2 separate regions of the Mus musculus genome follow, and region 1 is linked to region 2. Evidence: chromatin loops called from intact Hi-C (ENCODE). Cell type or tissue: gastrocnemius. All regions are shown on one strand. Links, peaks and the distances in the headings refer to the core of each region. The heading gives the core; the rest is flanking DNA. Region 1 has its middle 150 kb from the start of H2al2a. Region 2 overlaps Mllt10 (myeloid/lymphoid or mixed-lineage leukemia; translocated to, 10).

The links. Peaks named below come from ENCODE experiments on the same cell type or tissue, not always from the same donor. Only the 100,000 strongest peaks of a DNase experiment are listed, where the experiment ranks them.
Region 1: a loop joins it to region 2, with 2.8 times the contacts of the local background. A loop is called at or near these places in 7 of 42 quality-filtered maps.

Annotation. Positions count from the first base shown.
Region 1 is chr2:17,842,282-17,854,739 of GRCm38, forward strand. No RefSeq gene overlaps it. Among named protein-coding and RNA genes, the nearest start is that of H2al2a, 150 kb to the right of the region's middle. In gastrocnemius, for the core only: a CTCF peak has its summit at 7,207 (motif pointing right); no DNase peak of the experiment used is centred there.
Region 2 is chr2:18,199,118-18,211,575 of GRCm38, forward strand. Mllt10 (myeloid/lymphoid or mixed-lineage leukemia; translocated to, 10) reads left to right here. Exons shown (of 23, transcript NM_001252560.1): 17 at 4,484-4,638; 18 at 6,884-7,072; 19 at 7,434-7,522; 20 at 7,663-8,027; 21 at 8,666-8,762; 22 at 9,633-9,830; 23 at 11,651-12,458. The coding sequence ends at 11,695. It also overlaps a transcript of Dnajc1 not described here. Among named protein-coding and RNA genes, the nearest start is that of Gm39761, 8.8 kb to the left of the region's middle. In gastrocnemius, for the core only: a CTCF peak has its summit at 6,201 (motif pointing left); a DNase peak (open chromatin) is centred at 6,209.

The sequences.
Region 1 (12,458 bases), core at 6,062-8,561, 360 kb before region 2:
TGAGCCTCAGGTTTCCAAATTATTACAGTTCATATAGATAAACCTTACCCACTAATTGAACTTTCCTAGACATTCCTAATTATTCTGTGTACAAATTTTATTTCACCCCAAAAGGTCATGAGCTACCTGAGATCCAGGCTTTCAACTTTTTCTTACCCTTTAGACTTCCAACTTGATCCATGGGTTCTTGGTTTCAACTTGGCAGGGGCTGGATATATAAAGAAAGAGAGTATGCTCCTAAAAGTATGCAGAATGTGTAAGTCTGCATAACATTTATTTACTTTGGGAGAAATTATAAATGAGTGTAGCTGTTATGGGAAACCATGCTTTGGGCTAGAAAGAGTACATCCATACCTCTTTGTGTGACTATATGTATGTGAGGCTAGAGGAGTAAGATCAGATCTCTCTGGAGCCAGGATGTTGAGAACCAAACTCAGGGCCTCTACAAGAGCAGTGCACATTCTTAACCCCTGAGTGCTCTCTTTCTTTCTCTCTCTCTCTCTCTCTTTCTCTCTCTCTCTGTTGCCCATGGCTTAGTTTTAAAAACCATAGTTTGAAACCAATTAATACTGTCCATGTAGTGTTAAGACCATTTGCTGCTCTTGCTCATGATGCTGATTCAATTCCAAGCACTAAGTGATGGGTCACAGCCATCTGTAACTCCACTGGCAGGGGATAGGACACCCTCTTCTGGCCTCCATTGGCACCAGACACAAACAAAGTATATATATGCAGACAAACATCATAGATATAAAATAAATAAATCCTGGGGAAGGGGAGGGTGTCTCTCTTGCTTATTTTGGAAACTATGCTTCTGTGTGGACGAGTCAGTTGCAGATAGATTCTCCAAGCTCTTCCTGGACTTTCGTGGGTGTAGAACCTCAGCTAACCTTTCCGTACTTGGCCCTCCCACCTTGGTGATCTCTTTGTAGTGACAAGCATAAAAGCATCCTACCACAGGACCCATGCCTCATACTCGGCAGCTTCTCTCAACAGGCCCACTCAGTGAGGAGCTCAGTGCGTGAGTGACACCCACCTTCTCCAGTCAAGGATCAGTTCTAAGGGACATCCTCTTCCACATCTTCACAGATGCTGTGGAACCTGCTCATTAGTTTCTCTAGAACATGTCCCAAACACAAACAAGATGAATTTGTGTCCTCAAAATTTGCAGGTAGGTATTTGAAACCCCAAAAGACAGAGCCCTGTTGCATTCTGGGTAACCAGTGAGGTTTGATGGACCTGACACCTCATGCTTGACTAGCTGTCCTGTCTTCAGGTCCCCAACGCTCTTTCATTAAGCCTCACTGGTCCTCCACCACCAAACCTTCCAAAACATGATGTGTTTGGAAGGTTCTAGAGCCTTCTGCAAAATCCAAACTCTATCTTTGTTATTAGGCGGACCAAGATTCTTATGTGCTGTGTTTAGCCCAATTGATGCTATGTCATTAGAGTCAGGGTGCAGGTCCTACCTGCTCCTGGCAGCACCAGGCCAGTGTGCCCAACATTTGAGTTTCCTTGGAAGGGATGTCTAAGGATGCCCAAAGGTCTTACTCTGGACTGGCTGTACTTCAAGTTCCTCTCATGACAGTCACACAGTCGTGCCTGGTGGATGCTCAGCCTCTTTTTGTTGGTGCAACCCTGGGTACATTATATGAGTTCCCTGAGTTCTGCCTTGTTCATCAGGTGTTGATCAGACATTATCAACGCTTAGTAAGGCTGGTAAATGAAATTAGTGTCAGCTAGACACCTTTCTCCAACAGCAGTCTTCCATTAATCACTATAGACCTGTGCTGCCCACAACTGAAGCCACAAGCTCTATGTGACTATTTTACATTTAAATTTAAATGGATTAAAAGGAAAATCCAGGTCTTCAGTCTCACTAGCCATATTTTGAAGAGTCACTAGCCACATGGGACCGATGGCTATCATGCTAGATATTTCCTTCACTGCAGAAAACTCTGCCAGAGAATTTTTTAAGATCTCAATGCCAGACTTCATCCCAGAGCAGTTTAATGGGAACTGCTCGGTGGAAATCTACCACTAAGAGGGTTTTGTTTTGTTTTGTTTTGTTTTGTTTTGTTTTGTGTGTTTTTAAGGATTTTGTTTTGTTTTGTTTTTTAATTTGGGAACATTGGCATGGAGGTGCCAGTGCCCACAGAGGCCAGAAGAGGTCACTGGATCTCCTGGAACTGGAGTTATAGGGCATTGTAAGCGACCCGATGAGGATGCAGGGAACCAAACTTAGGTCCCCTGCAACAACAGTGTATACTCTACACTGCTAAGCCATCTCCCAGCCCTTATTTTGTTTGTTAGTTTTCATCTGTTTGTTTTAAATTTGGGTTTTGAGTTCCCCAGTGGTGGCCAGTGTCAGCTGGGGTTGATAACCACTGCCCTAGACACACTCTCATCAATAATGTTCTGTTCCTGAAGATTCCACCAACACATGCTGACCTTTGACCCCTGGCTGGGAATGCATCAGAGAGAGCTACCACTCCCCCACCCACAGCCAAAGTATTTGTTGCCATTAGCAGTCATTTGACACCAAACCTTAACTACTCCTCAATGCTTGCTTACTCTGACTGAGTTTTCTCACAGCCTTAGTAGATTGTAAGCAACCTCAGGCAAAAACCTAGCCAAGCCAACAGAGGGCTAAGCTGAGGTCCTGGAGCAATACAGTTCCTGGTATCTCCATTAGCTGTCCAGCCACGGGAGAGCAGGGCCTGCCTCTGTCTGCGGAGACCTTACAACTAAAATGTCCTCAATGAAGTGAACATAAATATATAGTTCCTTAAGCCTGGGGTAGACGGGTAAGCGCGTCAAACTTCAGCTAGCAGAAAGCAACTGAATGCAGAATTCTATGTCTGGTGCAAAGGAAGTGGGAAGCAATTAGAAGTTCAACACCTAGTAAGTTTTCACAGTGTCTTTTCATGCATTCTCCACGAAGAATTACTCATTCCTGGCTTGTCGGTGACATCATTGAGGCTTGGTGACTCACAGCCAAGAACCCAGTGAGCTGAGGTAGATTCTCCCTTTTAGAATAAGAACCAGGTGCCTTTCTTTCACCCTGTGTAGCCAATGTCTCTCCCAGCACTGTGTGACTGACAGCGTGCATAAAAAAGTGAAAACCCCACATTTGATGAAGGAGAGAGTATCTGTGTAGGTCAGCAATACATTGTTGTAACAAGTTACCCCAGCGGAACAACTTAAAAAGAAGAAACAGTGTTTGGATTCACAGTCTTTCAGGTTTTCTGTGGTTTTTACTGGCCTGGTTGCTTTTACACCTATAGGAAAGCAACTGTCATGAAGAGGAGCCTGTGGGGGTGGGGACAATACTGCTGGTCTCTTGGCAGCTGAGAAGGGAAGGGAAAGAGAGGGAGTCAAGAAACTGAATTACCGGGCTGGTGAGATGGCTCAGTGGGTAAGAGCACCCGACTGCTCTTCTGAAGGTCCAGAGTTCAAATCCCAGCAACCGCATGGTGGCTCACAACCATCCGTAACGAGATCTGACTCCCTCTTCTGGGGTGTCTGAAGACAGCTACAGTGTACTTACATATAATAAATAAATCTTTAAAAAAAAAAAAGTTAAAAAAAAAAAAAAAAAAAAAAAAAGAAACTGAATTACCAAAAGCTCCTCAAGGGTATGACCTAAGTCACTGGAAGGCCCCCACTCAGTCCTTTTCCCCCTGTGGGCTGCCCTGGAAACCATTATGTAGATCAAGCTGGCCTTGAACCCACAGATATCCGCCTGCTTCTGCCTCCTGAGTGCTGGGATTAAAGTCATGTACACTGCACCTGGCTCCCCTCTTGGAGGTTCTTCATCTCCCAGACTATTGATCTAATGTTTAGGGAATGAGCCTTTGGGAACATTTATCCAAAGCAGAGTGCAAGTGTTGATAAACCATTAAATAAGATACTACCTGGTCCATTAGGGCAAATGAAAGAGATCAGCCTTGAACTGAGTTTAAAATAATAGCTTTTATAAAACCAGAGACTACGACTAAAGGAAATCTACGCAGTCCATTTAACATGGAGAGGCTCACGGCATTATGTGTGAAGAACTGCTCACCAAGAAGGAGACAATATGTACTTATTAGTGAGAGCAAACTGCTGAACATGGAGTTGTTCCAGGAACTGACCACGTGACCCAGCTAATTAATCTGCATGATCTGGTCATGATCCTCTTCCTCCCAACCCCCGCCCCAGCACACACACACACACACACACACACACACACACACACACACACACACACCACCTAGGAGGAAACAGAGACTTAGGCTAAGCCTGCCCCAAATCACTTAGCCAATGAGGTGGCTATCAATGGTCGCAATAATGAAGTGATATGACCAAGGCAACTTATGGAATGAAGAGTTTCTTTGGAGTTCCAGTTTCAGAAGGAGATTCCATAACGGCAGGGGAGGCCTGGCAGCAGATGGCCAGAGCAGGAAGCTAAGAGATGACTTCCTCAACAACATGTGGAAAGCAGGAAGGGGGCAGGAAGTGCAGGAAGGCGATGAAGTGGCCCACTTCCTCCGGCAAGGCTCCACCTCCTCAAACAGCAACACCAACCTAGGACTGAGAGATCACCATGTGAGCCTGTGGGGACATTTCTCACGCAAACCACCATATCATGCTTTTTTTTGTTGTGTTTTTGTTTTTGTTTTTTCGCAACAGGGTTTCTCTATGTAACCCTGGCTGTCCTGAAACTCACTCTGTAGACCAGGCTGGCCTCAAACTCAGAAATCCGCCTGCCTCTGCCTCCCGAGCGCTGGGATTAAAGGTGTGCGCCACCACACCCGGCCAGATCATGCTTTTTAATTCAAAAAGCTATCTGAGAAAGATTGAGTAATCACAATGCCTCCTTAAAAATGGCCACCCAGCAAAACCTGAGTGTGTCACCAAACGTTACGCTGAGTGTGTCACCAACCATTATACTGTGTGTGTCACCAACCATTATACTGTGTGTGTCACCAACCATTACACTGAGTGTGTCACCAACCATTACACTGTGTGTGTCACCAACCGTTACACTAATAGTAATATATCCTGCACAAGGCTGCAGAACTGTCACCTTTATAAACTAGGTTGACTGTGGTGCCTCTCGCTGAACTATTGTCTATACTAAATGACAAAAGCTACTTCAAGGACTTACCCTAGTCTCTGACAAGCAGGAAGTGCTCGGTAAGTTCAAGCAATCCTAGTATTAAGAGCATCTATCTGAGTAAAGGTTAGTCTCTGTCCTAGGTAGCGTTACTACTGCTGTGATGAAACACCATGACAGGAGCAAGTTGGGGAGAAAAGTGTTTATTATTTGGCTTTCCCTTCCACATCACAGTCCACCTTTGAAGAAAGCCAAGACAGGGATAGAACCTGGAGGCAGGAGCTGCTCCAGAGGCCACAGAAGGGTGGCTGTTTATTGATTCATTCTCCATGGCTGGCTTAGCCTGCTTTCTTTTTTTTTTTTTTTTATTAGATATTGTCTTCATTTACATTTCAAATGCTATCCCAAAAGTCCCCCAAACCCTACCCACCCACTCCCCTACACACCCACTCCCACTTCTTGGCCCTGGCGTTCCCCTGTACTGAGGCATATAAAGTTTGCAAGACCAATGGGCCTCTCTTTCCACTGATGGCCAACTAGGCCATCTTCTGCTACATATGCAGCTAGAGACAAGAGCTCCGGGGTACTGGTTAGTTCATATTGTTGTTCCACCTATAGGGTTGCAGACCCCTTCAGCTCCTTGGGTACTTTCTCTAGCTCCTCCATTGGGGACCCTGTGTTCCATCCTATAGATGACTGTGAGCATCCACTTCTGTATTTGCCATTAGCCTGCTTTCTTATCGAACCCAGGACCATCAACCCAAGTGTAGCACCACCCACAATGTGCTAGGCCATCCCCCATCAATCGCTAATTAAGAAAATGCCCGACAAACCAGTCAGTGGTGACACGTGCCTTTAATCCCAGCACATGGGAGGCAGAGGCAGGCAGATTTCTGAGTTTGAGGTCAGCCTGGTCTACAGAGTGAGTTCCAGGACAGCCAAGGCTATACAGAGAAATCCTGTCTCAAAAAATAAAAAAAATAAATAAAATTTAAAAAAGAAAGAAAGGAAGGAAGGAAGGAAGGAAGGAAGGAAGGAAGAATGAAAGAAAGAAAGAAAGAAAGAAAGAAAGAAAGAAAGAAAGAAAGAAAGAAAGAAAGAAAGAAAGAAAGGAAGGAAGGAAGGAAGGAAGGAAGAAAGAAAGAAAGAAAGAAAGAAAGGAAGAAAGAAAGAAAAAGAAAATGCCCTACAGGCTTGCCCTTCTCAATTGAGGCTCTCTCCTTTCAGGTACCTCTAGCTTGTGCCAAGTTTTAAAAACTGGTGAGCACAGTCTTTTGAGAGGTAACTGTCTTAGTCAGGGTTTCTATTCCTGCACAGACATCATGACCAAGAAGCAAGCTGGGGAGGAAAGGGTTTATTATGCTTACACTTCCGTAATGTTGTTCATCACCAAAGGAAGTCAGGACTGGAACTCAAGCAGGTCAGAAAGCAGTAGCTGATGCAGAAGCCATGGAGAAATGTTCCTTACTGGCTTGCTTCCCCTGGCTTGCTCAGCCTGCTCTCTTATAGAACCAAGACTACCAGCCCAGAGATGGTCCCACCCACAAGGGGCCTTTCCCCCTTGATACTAATTAAGAAAATGCCTTAAAGTTGGATCTCATGGAGGCATTTCCTCAACTGAAGCTCCTTTCTCTGTGATAACTCCAGCTGTGTCAAGTTGACACAAAACTAGCCAGTACAGGTAACTGAACCCAAATCAGTGGCATCAGAAATTCTGGGGCTGTCAACAGTCTTCTGAAAAGCACTGCTCTGGTACAGGCTGTTTCAGATGCTGACAGAGAGGAGTCTGAGCCCACAGAACTGTTGTCTTTTAGGGCTAAGGGAAGTTTCAGGATATCTCTGTATCGCCCTCATGGGCCACTGATGGAGGCTCAGGCTGGGATCTACTTCTACTTTCAAACAGTTAGTGTGTGTGAGTCAAGGATTTATTAACAAAACCAAAAACTATGAGGCAATCACATGCAATGTACAGATGTGCCATACCATACTACAGCTCATAAAAAACAGCAATTATTAACCTGTCAGTGTTTAAAATTCACACTTCTTCATTCCATTCCGGGGGCCCTTTTGCCACAAAAGACTACTTCAAATTCATGACCTCCTCCAGAGGGCACTATTCTCATTGCGTTTCACGAGAAGGGCATCTCCCAAGAGTCCAGCAGTTAGATCCCAGAAGCCCCTGCTCCATTCAGAACAGCAATCATAAGGCTACTGTGGGTACCGACTCTGATTGTTCATATTAAAGGAGGACAGACTTTGCTGTCACAAACTGCAAAGTTCATCTTTAGATAGTATAGATTATAATCGCTTGGTCACAGACTCAACTTTGCCATGGTAGCCCCAGAGCAGCCACAGACCGTTAGGAAACGGATCACAAGTTTTAAAAAAATTTCGTTAGCTAGGTGGTGGTGGTGCACACCCATAGTCCCAGCACTTGGAAGCCAGAGCCAGATAGATTTCTGTGAGTTACAGACTAGCCTGGTTCACATATTGTGATTGAGGCTAGCCAGTACCACACAAGGAGATTCTGCCTCAAAACAAAACAAAACTCAATATAATTTTATTCAAAGATACTGAAATTTGAATTCTATATAATGTTCATATGTAACAAAAATTCTTTTTTAATCCTTTTATTATATATGTATTAGTATTTTGCCTGCATGTCTGTCTGTGTGAGGATTTCAGAGCCCCTACAACTGGAGTTACAGACAGTCATGTGCTGCCATGTTGGTGCTAGGAATTCATCCTTGGTCCTCTGGCAGAGCAACCGATGCTCTTAATCACTAAGGTGGAAATCTTTTTCTTTTTTTTTTTTTTTTTTAAAGACGAGGCTTCACTGTATAGCCCTAGCATGTCTGGAGTTCACAGAGATGCACTATTCTCTGCCTCCCAAGTGCTGGGATTAAATATGTTTGCCACCATGGTTGGCTTCTCCTCCTCTTCCTCCTCTTCCTCCTCCTCCTCCTCTTCCTCTTCCTCCTCCTTCTTTTCTTCAACAATTTGAAAATAGAAGCCAGTTTTGCTTTGTGGCCCTCCTCAAAGCCTGGTCCCTGATTTTTCTGATGCCCAGTTCCTGCTATTTGTGTTGTCTCTCTTGAGCTCTGCAAGAGTTTAGAGAAGATGCTAAAGGAAGTATCAGATCCACTTACCACAAACATGAGATGGAGGGGAAAAAAGAGTTTAATTTTATACTTTACCACTGAATCTCTCTAAAACTACTTTGCCTCTTCAAAAAAAAACACAAAATAGACAGGAATAGCAGCATTTGTCTGTAAATTCCAGTCCTGAGTAAGCTGAATTGCAGTTTATAGGTCAGCCTGAGCAACAAATGCAGTTAGTCTTAAAAGTTTAAAAAAAAAAATTAGTAGGAAGGAGAAAAAAATACAGGTTAGATAAAACAGAAAAACCTGTACAACTCTTCTGCCGTAGGTTCCGCACATACCCATCCAGTCTTGTAGACAACAGGCACCACAGTTCTTCCCATGTCAGTACCACCAAAAGATGTCCTTTCAACAAACTAGAGTCAACTGGATTCAGACATGCCAGGTTTGCCTGAGACAAACTATGTCAAGACTCTAAGAAGTAGTATGTGGTTTGTGGGGAGACAGATGACATGGAAGTGTGCGTTTCAATTGGGAGCTTTTGTATAGAACGGTCAAGAAAGAGGCAGAAATGTCCAGATACTTGAGACAGTGTTTCAGTAATGAGTAAAGAGTGAGCCTGGCCACAGGAGGCAAGAATTAGAGCAAAGATGCACACTAATAGGCAGGAGGGGAGGGCCTGAGATTCACGGGGGGGGGGGGGGGGTGCTGAGATTCACAGGGCTGGGATAGATGGTCCTCAGAGAGAGGGACCTGTCTTAGTGAACTGGTACTTGCTTCTTTTGTGTAGGAGCAATAGAGCAAATATATGCGGGTATGTGTATATGTGGCAAAATGTGCTTGTTTGTGTGTGTAAAGATGCCCATGCATGTACGTATGTACACGTGTGTGAAGTAAGTCTTAGGTTTTACTCCTCCTAAACTGTCCAGTTGGGGTTTATTTGGAGTTTTGTTTGCGGGTTTGGAGATAGGATCTCTCTTAGCTTGGACTCAATAGTTAGGCTAAGCTGGTGGCCGGGTATCTGCCTGTCTTAGAATCTCTTGCTGGTATTAAGGCCCTGCCACAGTGCCTGAGCAAACTTTCTAGGTGAGAGATGAGCACTGTCTTCACACTGGTACAGCAGACACGTTGACGACTGAGCCGGCTCCCCAAACCCCTTCCTTCACCCTGTGAACAATCATTTTGTCTGCATGGATTCTGTTTAATTAGAAGCACTATAAGCCTCTCTCTGTTCAGCAGTGTGGCTCAGTGGGTAAAGAAAGCACTGGCTGGCCCACCTCACTACCCATGTTCCATCCCCTAAGCCACATGATGGAAGGAGAGAACCTGTCCTGGCAAGTTGTCCACTGGCCTCCACATGCTGCCCCTCCCCACACAACACACTTGCACGCAAAACAAACAAAATACAGTAATTTAAAAAACATATTGTAACCCTCTGGCACAAGAATTCAGTAAAGCACAAGTGAAAGCTGGGTTTTCCTATCTTAATTTTTATTTATTTATTTATTTATTATATGTGTGTACACTCTAGCTGTCTTCAGACACTCCAGAAGAGGGCGTCAGATTTTTGTTATGGATGGTTGTGAGCCACCATGTGGTTGCTGGGATTTGAACTCAGGACCTTTGGAAGAGCAGTCAGTGCTCTTAACCGCTGAGCCATCTCACCGGCCCCCCTATCTTAATTTTTAAAAGACTGTTTTTAAACTGTTTTAACTTCACATAAAACTAAGTGATGAGTTCTTGAATGCCCTCTCATATGCCTCTCTCAAGTGCTCTCTCTTTCTCTCTCTCTCTCTTTCTCCCTCCCTCCCTCCCTCTCTCTCTCTCTCATACATACACACAAACACAACACCCCGAGTCCCAGGATGAGACATTTGTTATAATCTATGTATCTCCACTTATACATACAACCTCAGTACACCATAGTCTGCTCTGTATTGCACACGTTGTTGGTTTCCACTATGTGTCCTGACACACACACTCCATTTAAAGTATCATACCGTGCAATTCCACAGCCCTACGAATCCTGTATTCCACCTGTTCCCCCGCTCTGTTCCCAAACTTTCCAAAATCAATATCTTTTGACAATCTTCATCCCACTTGCCTTTTCCGGACTGTCATAAGTTTTCTTTTGAGGAAAAAAAAAAAAAAAAAAAAAAGGTTTGTCTTCTTTATAAGCAATACATGCAGGTGGGCAACAAAAGATTCAATTTGGGAGGGGAAAGAAGCTGTCCTCCTTTGGTCGGCAGCTGATCGTTTCTCAGCCATTCACACTTTCCACAACTCTGGATGTGACGTCCGAGGGAGACGTTGAAAAACGAGGCACTGGAGAGACAATTAGGTAAAGAGACCAGTAAACACCTGCAACAATAAGAAATGCATTCCGGCAAGAGGCCAGATCTGAATATGCAGATTCCGGAGCCCCTGCCCAGCGCTGACAGCTGAGAATGGATGAGCTCCCCAGGGGAGAAGGGAGCCAGCGGGGAGATTAGAGAAGCAAACCTTAGGGAATTGCTTCATTACAAATATTTATTAGGACTTGTGATGAGAGAGGCCCCGCAGAGAGAGCTGACCTATGGGAAGATGCATACAAACAGATCCAAGATTGGTCCTGGAAGGGAGGGAAGAGCCCTTTAAGGAAGCCATGCCACGGAAGTAAACAAACAGAAGCGGCCTTGGGGAAGGAACTCTGTGGGGATGTGAAGAACAAAGCCGGACACAGAATTAACAAGGAGTGACCTGGAAAGAGGCAGACAAATATGATAGGTTGGTTTATTCATTGCTGCTTTGTGTCTTATGGACGTTAAACAGTGCTTGTCCTGTGGGTGCCGCACACTCAGCAGGCTCGAGGGTAAGGCCTCAGTATTGAGTTGGAGATGTTCGTAGATCCCAAGCCTAGCACACAGGGGACTCTGGGCTCAATCTCCAGCACCAAAAAGAAAAGGAAAGTCTGTTGATTAATCAAAACCTGCCTACCAAATGTGACATTTCTGCAGTGAATTAGGTGACCATTGATATCAAATAGTGTACAGGAAGGCTATAAAATTTCCGTTCTATATTAAGAAAATCTGTTCATTTTTTTCAGAGGTTTTTGGATGTAAAGCCATGAGAGTTCTGAGCTCTCCGCCCCGCCCCTTTTCACATAGAACAGCACGGTCTTATTTTTATGCCTGGAATGAAGTCTTCACACTGCCACACACAGTGAAGGTCCCCAAGTGGCTTCACACATGCCTCCTTCCTTTAAACTGGATTCTAGTTGGCTGAAATACAGATCTCAGATCTGATTGTCTCGGAGTGCTTATCACAGAGCGCAGTGGCTGGCACGCAGAAGTGTCCCATTAGTGGCTGGCACATGAAGTGTCCCATAACTGTAGCTGCCCTGGCTTTATTACAGTTTCCCATAAACTCACTGCACGGGACAAATCCCTGTCCCAACTTGGCTCTTACGGTAGCCCAAGCCCCCGGCCCTTGTGGCCCCGGAGCTCCAGAATTACTTCTTTATTGATATGCAACTGGCACAGGCTTTTCTCTCCTTAAATCCAAACTCAATAACCATCTGTTTGTTCTGGCATTCCAGCACTAATTGCCATTCCTGATTTTGTTTGATATGTTTGACCTGGTATTTTGGAACTAACTCTTAATTGTGTTTTTATTTAATATGGAAAGCACACATAAAGCAAGTGCAGAGAGAGTGCTATATAAATGCAAATTTTGCCGTATTTCACTCCAGATCTCAGGAGACTTACCAAACTTGGTCCTACTCTTGAGGGAGTTTCCCCTCTACAGGGCTTAGGGCTTAACTCTTCCCCTTTTCTTCAACATGGTTTCCTCAGAGCTAGTCGACTGAGAAGGAAGAACCCCCATCTGCCATCTGCCAAAAACACCTAAATTCTACTGAACATGAACGAATCTTACACTGACCTATGACTTTTTGTAAATCTTGCTTTTGTGAGTTGATTGAACATTTTCCATGTAAGTTTTACATCTAAGTATCACCTTAACTAGGATGGTGTTATTTCAAAGTTTACGGTTTAGAAAGGACTTTATTGTAAATCTCTCTCTCTCTCTCTCTCTCTCTCTCTCTCTCTCCCTCCCTCCCTCTCTCTCTCTCTGAATAAAATCACTATTACAAAACTATACCACTGATCAGTACAATTTGTAAGGCTCTACTGAAACTTTTTTGTTTTGTTTTGTTTTTGTTTTTTTTTGTTTTTTGAGACAGGGTTTCTCTGTGTATCCTTGGCTGTCCTGGAACT
Region 2 (12,458 bases), core at 4,730-7,229:
CCCAGACACTATTGCATATGCCCAAAAGATTTTGCTGACAGGACCCTGACATAGCTCTCTCTTGTGAGACTATGCCAATGCCTGGCAAATACAAAAGTGGATGCTCACAGTCATTTATTGGATGGAACACAGGGCCCCCAATGAAGGAGCTAGAGAAAATACCCAAGGAGCTAAAGGGATCTGCAACCCTATAGGAGGAACAATGATATGAACTAACCAGTACCCCCACAGAACTGTGTCTGTAGTTGCATATGTAGCAGAGGATGGCCTAGTCAGTCATCAGTGGGAGGAGAGGCCCTTGGTCCTGTGAAGGTTCTATGCCCTAGTATAGGGGAATGCCAGGGCCAGGAAGCAGGAGTGGGTGAATTGGGGAGCAGGGCAGGGGGAAGGAGAGTATAGGGGGCTTTGGGGATAGCATTTGAAATATAAATGAAGAAAATATCTAATTTAAAAAATTAGATTTAAAAAAAGTGTGAACCACCACTACCCAGTGAGCACATTTTTTTTTTTATTGGATGTTTTATTTATTTATATTTCAAGTAACCCCTTTCCCAGTTTCCTCTCTGCAGCCCCCTTATTCCATCCTCCCTTACCCTGCTTCTATGAGGGATCCTCCACCCACCCACCTACTCACTCCTGCCTCACCACCCTAGCATTCATTCCCCTACATTGGGGCATCAAGCCTTCACAGGACCAAGAGCATCCCACCCATTGATGTCACATAAGGCCCCTTCAGCTCCTTCAGTCCTTCCCTTACCTCCTCCATTGGGGTCCCTGTCCTCAGTCCCGTGGTTGGCTGCGAGCATCTGTATCTGTATTGGTCAGGATCTGGCAGAGCCTCTCAGGAGACAGCTGTATCAGGCTCCTGTCAGCAAGCACCTTTTGGCTTCCTCAATAGTGTCTGGGTTTGGTGTCTGTGTATAAGATGGATCTCCAGGTGGGGCAGTCTCTAAATGGCCTTTCTCCTTCACTCTCTGCTCCACTCTTTGTCCCTGTATTTCCTTTAGACAGGAACAATTCTGGATTACAATTTTGGAAATGTGTGGGTCTCCCCATCCCTCAACGGGGGTGGGGGGGTGGGGTGGTGGTGGTGGTGGTGGTGGTTAACCTTTGGATATTGTCTCTACAGGTTCTCCCTCCTTTGTGTGGGGTATTTCAGCTAATGTCATCCCGTGGGGTCCTGGGAAGTGCTTGCTTTCCTGGCATCTGGGACTTTCTGGTTGCTACCCCCAGTTCCCCATCCCCCATTGCTGTTCAACTGTGTTCAATTTCCTGACTCTCTGTACATCTCCTCCGTCTCTTCCCATACCTGATCCTACCCCTCTTTTACCCCTCCCCTTCTTCTCTTCCTCCCAAGTCCCTTCCACCCTCTACTTCCCTTGATTGTATAATTCCCCCTTCTAAGTAGGACTGAAGTATCCCCTTTGGTCTTTTTTCCTCTTGAGCTTCATGTGATCTGTGAGTTGTATCTTGGGTATTCCACTCTCTTTGCCCATCAGTGTGTACATACCATGTGTGTTCCTTTTTGACTGAGTTACTTCACTCAAGATATTTTCTAGATCTATCCATTTGCCTGGGAATTTCATGAAGTCATTGATTTTAATAGCTGAGCAGTATGCTATTGTGGAAATGTACCACATTTTCTGTATCAATTCCTTTGTTGAAGGACTTCTGGGTTGTTTCCTGCTTCTGGATATTATAAATAAGGCTGCTCCGAACATAGTGATCATTTCATTAGATGCTGAAAAACCATTTGACAAAATTCAACACCCCTTCATGTTAAAAGTCTTGGAAAAATCAGGCCCATACCTAAACAGTAGCCAACATCAAACTAAATGGAGAGAAACTTGAAGAAATCACACCAAAATCAGGGACTAGACAAGGCTTTCCCTACCTTATTCAGTATAGTACTTGGAGTTCTAGTTAGAACAATTAGACAACAAAAGATCAGCCGTATACAAATTGGAGAAGAAGAAGTCAAAATATCACTATTTGCAGATTATATGATAGTATACTTAAGTGACCCCAAAAATTCCAAGTGGACCAAGGACCTCCATATAAAACCAGATACACTAAATCTAATAGAATAGAAAGTGAGGAAGAGCCTCGAGTACATGGGCACAGGGGAAAATTTCCTGAACAGAACACCAATGGCTTATGCTCTAAGATCAAGAATCAACAAATGGGACCTCATATGCTTTTGTAAGGCAAAGGACACTGTCAATAAGACAAAACAGCAACCAACAGATTGGGAAAGGATGTTCACCAAGCCTACATCCAATAGAGAGCTAATATCCAGTATATACAAAGAACTCAAGAAGTCAGACTCCAGAGAAACAAATAACCCTATTAAAAATGGGGTACAGAGCTAAACAAAGAATCCTCAACTGAGGAACACCGAATGGCTGAGAAGCACCTAAAAAAAAGTCTTCAAAATCCTTAGTCATCAGGGAAATGCAAATCAAAACAACCCTGAGATTCCACCTCACACCAGTTACAATGGCTAAGATCGAATACTCAGGTGACAGCAGATGCTGGCAAGGATGTGGGGAAAGAGGAACACTCCTCCATTGCTGGTGGGATTGCAAGCTTGTACTCTGGAAATGAGTCTGGTGGGTCCTCAGGGAGCACATTTCTTTACCACTGTAGATACTGTCCAGTAACCTCATCCATTTCCCTAGAGTGTCTAAACATAGACCTTTCCTCATATAATTCCTACAGTATAATTATGTGAAAGTAATGTGGTTTTTTTTTTCTTATTAAAATCTGGAGAAAATATTTCTCAGTTGGAACCAAGGAGTCTGAAATACAGAATGAGAAAATTATACCACTGCTCTCTTATTTTTATATTGTATTTCTATACTGTTTATAGTTTCCTTTTCAAATGAGGAAGTTAGTAGACTCCTGCTCATGTTTAGTAGAGGAAGGGTTTCCATGTCCCCCTTTTAAAGTTACATCATCACACAAGTTATCCAAAATGGATTCAGAAGCCCTTGGTGCAATTTTGCTTAGTAAAACTTTTTATTTTAAGCAGACCATAATACAATGCTACTAAATTATTTTTAGTGTGCATTGAAGCATTACATTACTCTTTAAAAATCAGCCCAAAGTGGAATGGCCCAACTAACCCTGACATCATGTATTTGGAATGTGGTGGCTAGCTTACGATGCTTGCATGTAGAATGCCTTACTGCTTGAAGTCTTTAAGAAATGGATACATAACAAGCTTTTTGCCAGGACCAGACCTCTAGTTCATTGCTAGAAGACTGTTGTTTTCCAACTTGAGCTCTATGTACAAGACTTGGTCTTTCTTAATTGACTAAGCAAACTTTGAGAATTTCCTGGTCCTTGTGTGGCACCTCCTCCTCCTCCTCCTCCTCCTCCTCATTTGTAAGTGGAGGTCATTGTATAAAATAGTTAGGGTACTAATGCATTTCACTGTTGCATTGAGGGAGAAAGGAGACCAGAGACCAGAGACATTGGAAAAGTAAAACTGAACATAAGAATAGAACACGTTCATTTTCATCTGTTTTAGAAGGGTTAAGATTTGTTTGAAGAACTAATCTATGACATTTAAACATGCTTGTATCACCTACATTCTATACAGATAAATCACATTGAAATGATAGAAGTAAAATGTATTTTCATTTTTCGTTAAAAATCATTAATGTTTTTGTTTTTCGAGACAGGGTTTCTCTGTGTATCCTTGCCTGTCCTGGAACTCACTTTGTAGACCAGGCTGGCCTCGAACTCATCAATCCGCCTGCCTCTGCCTTCCGAGTGCTGGGATTAAAGGCATGCGCCACCACGCCCAGCCTAATTTTTCTTTTTATTGGACTTTAAGATTCAAATGTCCTCCACAGTGTTACATTTGTAGTGTTAGTCTGATAACATGTACATTAAGACAGTTAGAGAATTTTATTTTAATGTGTATATGTACTTTCCCTGCATGTACATCATGTATGTGCATCATCTGAAGACGTAGTGCCTGAGGAAGCCAGAAGAGGGCATTACATCCCCAGGAATTAGCGCTACAGACAGAGTTGTGAGCTGTCATGTGGGTTTTGGGCACTAGACCTGGGCCTTGTGCAAGAGCAGCGAGTACTCTCAACCCCTGGGTCAGCTTTTCAGCCCCTCTCTCCTTTCCAGGCTCTGTCTATTTTATAGCTCTTCTAATGTCTGGTTTCTCTATGTCTTATAAAGAAAGCCATTCTGTTTGTTCACAGCCTACTTCAAAGAACACTGGTCATTTATTTTCTAGTGTTTTTTAATTATTTACTATGTTCAACTATTTTACTTTATAATTTAATGAGGAAGAATGACAATGACTCAATTATGATCTTATTGAGACCTCTGCCATAGGCCATTTGGTGCTAGAAAATGTATACTGCAGAATGGTCTCTCAGCACAGCGTAGGAGATTGTTGTGCAGGTTCTTAGACACATTCCTTTCCTTTTAATTTGAGATTAAATGTTTTTGACAGATCCCCTGTGAGCAACTTACAGCTTCGCTATGATCAACCGAGCAATAGCAGTTTGGAAACTGTGCCTCCAGTAGCAGCAAGTATTGAACAGCTCTTGGAGAGGCAGTGGAGTGAAGGACAGCAGTTTTTACTAGAGCAGGGGACTCCTGGTGACAGTAAGTATTCATTTTCTTGTGTCTAAAATATGGATACTTGGAAGTGGGCAGTGGTGGCGCACGCCTTTAGTCCCAGCACTCAGGAGGCAGAGGCCGGTGGATCTCTGAGTTCAAGATCAGACTGATCTACAAATCAAGTTCCAGGACAGCTGGTTCTGCACAGAGAAACTGGGCCCCCCAAAATACAAACAAATACATAAATACAGAAAAACTGTTTACCCAAATAATGACATTATGTCAGGCACTATATGTAATTTGAGAAGGTATGTCACATGGTTTGTCAGAGCTAACTTTATATTTTTAACTCCAAATTAGTCTTTATTCATCTTTAAGAATATCTCCGGCAAGTTTTTGTTTAAGTTCTTTAGTGTCTTGTGAACTTGATAGAAAGGCTGTCCCTTTTTCCTAGGGTTGAAGATAAATGACATGAAAATTGAAAAAGCTTGCCTTCTGTGCTTTGTGTTATCTGTCACTGGTTGAAATAAACAGCTGCTGCTGTCCCTCTGTCCTACTAGACTTTGCTCTTGACACCTTGTGAGAACATACAGTCTCTCCTCTCAGCTCAGGATTTAAACAAAGATTCCTGTACCCAGAGATCATCATCATCATCTTCTTTTCCTTCTTCTTCCTCCTCCTCTTTTTTTTTTAAATGTATCTAGACAGCTATAGTTAGGTTTCAGATTTTAGAATTTGAAGGAATAGTAATTAGGCAGACAAGTGATACCTGTTTCTAATTCTGCCACTTAACAGGTAGAAGCAGGTGGCACACATCTTTAATCCCAGCACTTGGGAGGCAGAGGCAGGCTGATCTTTGTGAGTTTGAGGCCAGCCTGGTCTACATAGAGAATCCCAGAAGAGCCAGGGCTACTTATTTAGACCCTGTTCTTGCAAAAGGAATAGTAATTAGTAAATTTTATATTTAATCAGAATGTTAATCATACTTATGAAGTTATACGTTATATCTTGTATGTACATATTTAGTATTAATACCAATGGTGCGGGATGTGGAAAGCAAAAACAAAAACACAGTTGGAGCAGCTGAGGGGGAAGAGTAGGTGGGTTTATCATTTTGGTTTGTAACTTTCAGTGCTTTATTTTTATTTTATTTTAAAAACTAGACTTAAAAAAAATTACTAGTGAGTGAAGTGCCTTGAATTAATGTTTTATGGACAGTGCCCCTACTGAAAACTGTTGAAATGTGAGGAAATGGATGTGAGCATAACCTTTTAAACAGGATAGGTAGAGGACAGGCTAGCTGTCTTATTGTCTCATCTGGGCACCATAAGGGGGATAAAATTTAAGTCTGGTAATGCTAGAGGGTCTTTGGACGGCCCTGAGATCATGTTAAGCAAATACATCTTTTTAATACCTGGAATTTTTCAAATGTCCATCACCATGGCCTAACAGCAATGTTCTTGATTGGCAGTTGAAAGTCCAAGCCTTGGAAGAATTAACACAGTATCTTAGGTGATCAGGCAGGGCCATAAGCTTGTTAACAGATGAGGAGGCCTCTCTTCCTCAAGCAAGAAATAGCAGGGGTGCAGATACAGCGCTCCCTGCTGGGGAGCCTTGGAAGAGACAGGCTGAACAGCTTTCTGCCAGTTGTGTGGCAGCAGGCTTGGTGGTAATGGTGGCTGTGGCTGTGGCTGCGGCGGTGGCTGCTGCTGCTGTTTTGGGTCCTGAAGAGTCTGCCCAGGCCCTTGTGCATGCCAAATGCATGCTTGCTTTTCCATAGACAGCATCTCCCAGCTCCTGCATATTTAAACAGTAACTAAGAAAACGTGTCCTTATTGGAGGTAAAACATATTGGTGTTAATTTTCCTATTGTAACTTTTAGTTTTGTCATTATTTTTTCTTATATAAAATCATGACAAGTACTTTGAAATTTTAACTAAGTTTTATTTTGAGGAAAATAAAATGCCATCATTTTTCTTTGAGGATAGAAACTACTTGAACATGACTGAGGTAGGTTATTGTTTGACACACACACACACCCCCACATACGTGCACTGGCGAGCACTTGCTCGGATCAAAGCTTCCATGTGGTACAGCTGGATATAGTGTTCCTTAACATGATGCTTGTATCAACATTCAGATCTAGGAATAAACCCTAGTCATGTTAGTATTAGCCTACAAAATTCCTACATAGTTAAGTCTGAGGCAATTGATGCTATGACCATAAAATAGTCATGGGAATGGAGATGTCTTTGCTTTAAAAAAAAAAAGTCACAGAAATATTTTCCAGTTCTAGGAATGTTAAAGTCATTACATCAACTTCAAGTTGAAAATCGAAGATTAGAAGAACAGATCAAAAATTTGACTGCCAAGAAAGAACGTCTTCAGTTGTTGAATGCACAGCTTTCAGTGCCTTTCCCAGCCATAACGACAAACCCCAGTCCGTCCCATCAGATGCACACATACACAGCACAGACTGGTGAGTACCACAGCACTGTTTCTAAGGGAAGTGGGATGGACTCTAATGGTTACCAGTTACATGATGAAGATGGTAAGTTAGTTGTGAGGGACAGAGACAGACAGCCCTAGTAATTCCCTTGAATTTGTTTTCACTTCAGAGGATAGTTTAGTGGTAAAATTTATTTAAATGTAAGATTTCATTTTTGAAATAAAGCTACAACATTCAACACAAAGACACCTTCTCCCTCTTCCCCCACCCCCCAGTTAAATAAGTGTTAGGGATAACAGGATTGTGGGCTTCAGCATCTACTTTTAATTAGCCTTTAATACACATACTATAATTAATAGGGCCTGTGTTTGTTCTCTTCCCCTGTTTCTAGCTCCTCCTCCTGATTCCCTGAACAGCAGTAAGAGCCCACATATAGGAAACAGCTTTTTACCTGACAATTCTCTTCCTGTATTAAATCAGGTAAACTTTTTTGAGAGTGGTTAAATGTTCATTTGTGTGTTTTACTTGCAAACATTGCACCTTACATTGAATGATTTAAAATAATGCTAAACAGTCTTGCTGTGCTCTTTGCAACTTCAGTTTCATTCTTATTACACTAGGACTTGACCTCCAGTGGACAAAGCACCAGCAGTTCTTCTGCTCTTTCTACTCCCCCTCCTGCTGGCCAGAGTCCTGCTCAGCAGAGCTCTGGAGTCAGTGGGGTTCAGCAGGTGAATGGCGTGACAGTGGGGGCACTAGCTAGTGGGATGCAGACCGTCACATCCACCATCCCAGCTGTGTCCGCAGTGGGTGGAATAATTGGAGCTCTGCCAGGTAACCAACTGGCAATTAACGGCATTGTGGGAGCTTTAAATGGTGTGATTCAGACTCCAGTCACAATCTCCCAGAACCCTGCCCCTCTCACCCACACCAGTGTACCACCTAATGCAGCGCATCCAATGCCGGCCGCCGCACTGACCAACAGGTAAGAGGCTTGCTTCAGTACGTTGTTGTGGTTGCCGTTGTTATTATTATTTGGTTTTCTTCATGCAACATGTTATTAGTGTTGTCTTTGTTTTGGGTTAGGATTTTTTAATGTATTTTGTAGATGTTCTCTAAAAAAATTAAGTGCTAGCTACTCATGGATTGCTTGTTTTTTAAATTGATGTAATTCAATTAAAAATAGATTTCAGTATCATATTAAATATATTTTGTTGAAAATGTCGGTCCTGATCTGGGATATCAAACTTAAAATGTTACTTTTCCTTATTACATACATGTATACTAAATTTTGAAAAGGCATTTTTGTGGCGGTCACATGATACTGGCTCCTCACATTTGAACAGCACAATTTTGATATTTCTCTATCAGAGATTTTGATGCAGTAAGGAACAGATGAATACTGTTATTACAAACACATACGTTTGTATCTTTTTAAACTAAATTCCTGACTAAGTTTCTGTTACTTGATGGTCGAGTTTACGTATATAAGGAGAAAGAATAATTTGTACATAATGAAGCCCTGTAGTTCAAATGAATTTGTTAACACCCCAATGAAGAAGCTGCCTTTGACATCCCCCTGAGGAGGTTACAGTAGAAAGTAAGGCTGTGATGGTTTTTCAGTGCCTCGGGACTAGGGCTGCTGTCGGACCAGCAGAGACAGATGTTTATCCAGCAGCAGCAGTTCCAGCAGCTGTTAAACTCCCAGCAGCTCACACCCGTAAGTCCTTTGTTTGACAAGGTTTTACTTTTGTCAGTGTCTGGTGTTGTGGCTATCCCGGGCTCCTCCTTTGTGAATGTGGGTCTTAGAAGTTGCTGTTTCTTAGCCATCTCGGAACCATGTGCTGTCTACAATGGCCTAGATTCTCCTGCATCATTCATTAGTCAAGACAGTGCGTATAGGCCAATCTGATTGAAGTATTTTCTCAATTGAGGGTCCCTCTTCAGATAACCTGCTTGTGTGTTAACAAAGCCAAGCAGCACAGCATCCAACTGCTGCTGTTTCTGTTGTGTGTTCTTCACGGACAGCCTCATTTGAAGACACTTCTGTATTTGCCTCTACTGTGTTTTAAAAATGGGCAACTCAGCTGGATGACAGCAGCAGCACACACCTTTCATCCCAGCACTTTGGTTGCAGAAGGCAGATGGATCTTTGAATTCCAGGACAGCCAAGGCTACACAGAGAAACCCTGTCCTGAAAAACAAAAATCAACCAAATCAATTAAAAATGGTCAATTCCCAAGTGGTGCTGGGTTACTACCTATGCAGTTGCTTTCCTGGATGCTGGTCTTTATCCTGTTTGTTTTTAAACAGACTTCACCATAGTCTTGGCTAGCATGACACTATGGAGACCAAACTGTTGAGAGAGAGAGAGAGAGAGAGAGAGAGAGAGAGAGAGAGAGAGAGAGAGATCGATCTGCATCTGCTTGCCAGTCAATCAAATGCTGGGATTCAAGGCCTGTGCCACCACACTCAGCTCTTGTTCTCTTAGCAGTGACTGTGCTTTAAATAACACTGTAGGAGAGAGATGGAGAAGGCAGGCTTTGCTGACTCTGGCTGAAGCTCATCTTTCATCCCACTTTTTCTGAAGGAACAGCATCAGGCCTTCCTATACCAGCTGATGCAGCAGCAGCACCACCCGCCTGAGCTCCAGCAGCTGCAGCTCCCGGGACCCACGCAGATCCCCATCAACAATCTCCTTGCAGGTGCTCAGGCGCCTCCACTCCACACAGCTACCACCAACCCCTTCCTCACCATCCACGGGGACAGCACGAGCCAGAAGGTCACAGTAAGTATGTTTTGTGCTGCATCTTGGAAGCAGGGTGAGCCAAGTTGGATGGTCTTGTCTTTTTCCATGTTATTCCCCCGACCTTTTCTTCTTAGGGCCAGTTGTTTTAGCAGCTGGATATTGCAAACTGAGTGTCTAAGCTAACTTAATTTACGCCTCTCTTAAGTATATCATATAAGGTTATAAGGCCGTTTGTAATACAGCATTTTCTAAAATGTTAGCAAGATATATGAAATTAGCCCATTCAAACAGATTGGTTTTTTTTTTTCTGCTTTTAAAATGGAGTCACATTTTTGATATGGTAAAATACACAAAATTAGGGCAGAATTCCTAACATTATTCCAGATTCCTTGAGAAAATCAGTTGCTGTGCTGCAGAGATGTCCACACCAACAGCATCCAAAGCCCCGCTGCTCTCAGCACCTGTCACTCCAGCTCCAGGATGCCCGGCTCACTTTGTTTTTCTGTAGGCACCTGCACACATACACACAATAGAAATGTTCCCAAAACTTAATTACAGTCACAATTTTAATAAAATGTAAAATTTAAATTTTTTGACCTTATAATTTGTAAGTCATAGTATCTCATCCTTGAGGGGCAAAGGTCAACACGTGAGCAACCTGCACAGGGGCTCCTGTTTTAGGAAGTCCTGCAGTGCAGACAAGGAGACCTGGTGCCAGGAGGGGAAAGAATCCAAGGGCCAGAGGGACGCCTGCAAATCTGAGTACTGGTATTACCATATTCATTGCTTTGAGATTTTTCTCTCGTTTTAACCTTCAGAAACATTAGTTTTCATTTAGTAATGAACACTGGTTCCGAATGTGGGCTAACTGCCGAGTGCTTTCTGTTTGTCCTCTCCTGTGTGCCTGCTTCCTAAGTGTGGGAGCTGTTACCGTGCATCTTGCCCGCTTTCCCTACGAAGGAGTCTATGCTTATATAGACATTTGACACACTTTATTGTGCTTTCTGCTCATGGATATTTTCCACATTAAAAATAGATTAATTTTTAGTGGAAGATCCACAATAAAGAATGAGAGTAACCAGCTTCTTGGGGGGGGGGGGGCAACAGCACATAAGCTCAGCTGCTCGGTGGCTAAAGCTGGAGGGTCATGAGTTTGTGGACAGATATATATATATGCCCCATATCTATCCGCCCCTCCCTTCCCCGCCTCCCCCCTCTCCTTCTCAGGCCCCCCTCCCCAAGACAAGGACTCTGTATAGTCCTGGCTGTACAGGAACTCAGTATGTAGACAAGGCTGGCCTTGAGCTCATAGGACCTGTTTATCTCTGATCCGTTCTTTTGGGATTAAAAACAGGCACTTACCACACCTTGCTGAGACCTAATCTCAAGACAAACATCAAAACCAACTGTAAGCTGGTTGGGAGGGAAGTTAAGGAGTCCCTGCCAGGTACAATGTCATATGTGATTTCAGTTCTTGTAGGTGGGAACCCACTTACAATAGGCAAGAGCTAAGAGAGGTCAAGAACATATACGACTATGGGGTCAACTATGGCTTTTTCCTAGTTCATTAAAACTCAGTATTTGCCCTCCTTTGCTCCTCCTATGGAAAGGTGGATCAGGAAAGGTGATGCTACATCCTTAGAATTGTGTCCAAGGATGGGCTCGCCACCTTGGTGCCTTTCCATGTGCGCAGTGTGGTGATATAAATAAATCCATGGTCACTCTGGGGAAGACTAGCTGACTTGAGGAGAAATCACTTGTACCACATTGAACCAGCGACAGTCTCAGAGGGTACTGTCTCATCTTGGCCAACATTGGTTGAACTAATTAATGCTTCTTATTTCTGTTTTGAACTGCAGAGACTTAGTGATAAAACTGGGCCTGTAGCTCAAGAGAAAAGTTGACACTTGAAAATGGCCAGAACTCGCCTTTCCTGCTGTTCTGTGCTTCACTGGCTGCTGCAGTGTCTGCCACAGCTATGAAGAATGGAGGCGGGAACACACAGGGGAGGATGCCACACACTCCCTTGTAAGGCTCTGATTTTCTTGTTGCTTTGTTGCACTGAAATGGAATTCCTATATACCCATCCCCTACCAAAGTGTTTGAACTTCGGAAGAAAAATTAATAACTTTTTGTCAATGAAATAATTCATATGCAATGAGTTTATCAATCCAAGAAAAATGTAATGTGCTTGCTGCACAGCTAGTTTTGTTATAAATTGGAAACATAAAACTAAAGACTATTCTATTTGGAAACCACTTGGTTATATCATAAAAGTTGGAATATAACTATCTTATTGGGATAGAGTGTGCTTGTTCCACGGGGCAGATCTTAAGTTTTGAGAACTGTCTAATATCTTCTCTTGGAGTTGTATTCATTAAATATTGTTATTATACAGATCCTCAACTGGGGCTTTGCAAATGTTTTAAAGAATTCCTTTCTAATGAGATTTGTCCATTTGGAGATCAAATTAGGATGGAGACAACTGCTTCTGCTAACAGTAGTTTTCTTTTGCAAAAGAAAAAAATTTTGTGTGTGTGTTAAAACCTACTCTTGAGTTAAGGGAGCTGTAAGGCTGCTGGGAGAACTAGATCAATTGGATGAGAACAGTTTCTTTCAGAAAGATACACCAATGTGGAAACTGCTGCAAGGTTCTAGCATCAAATT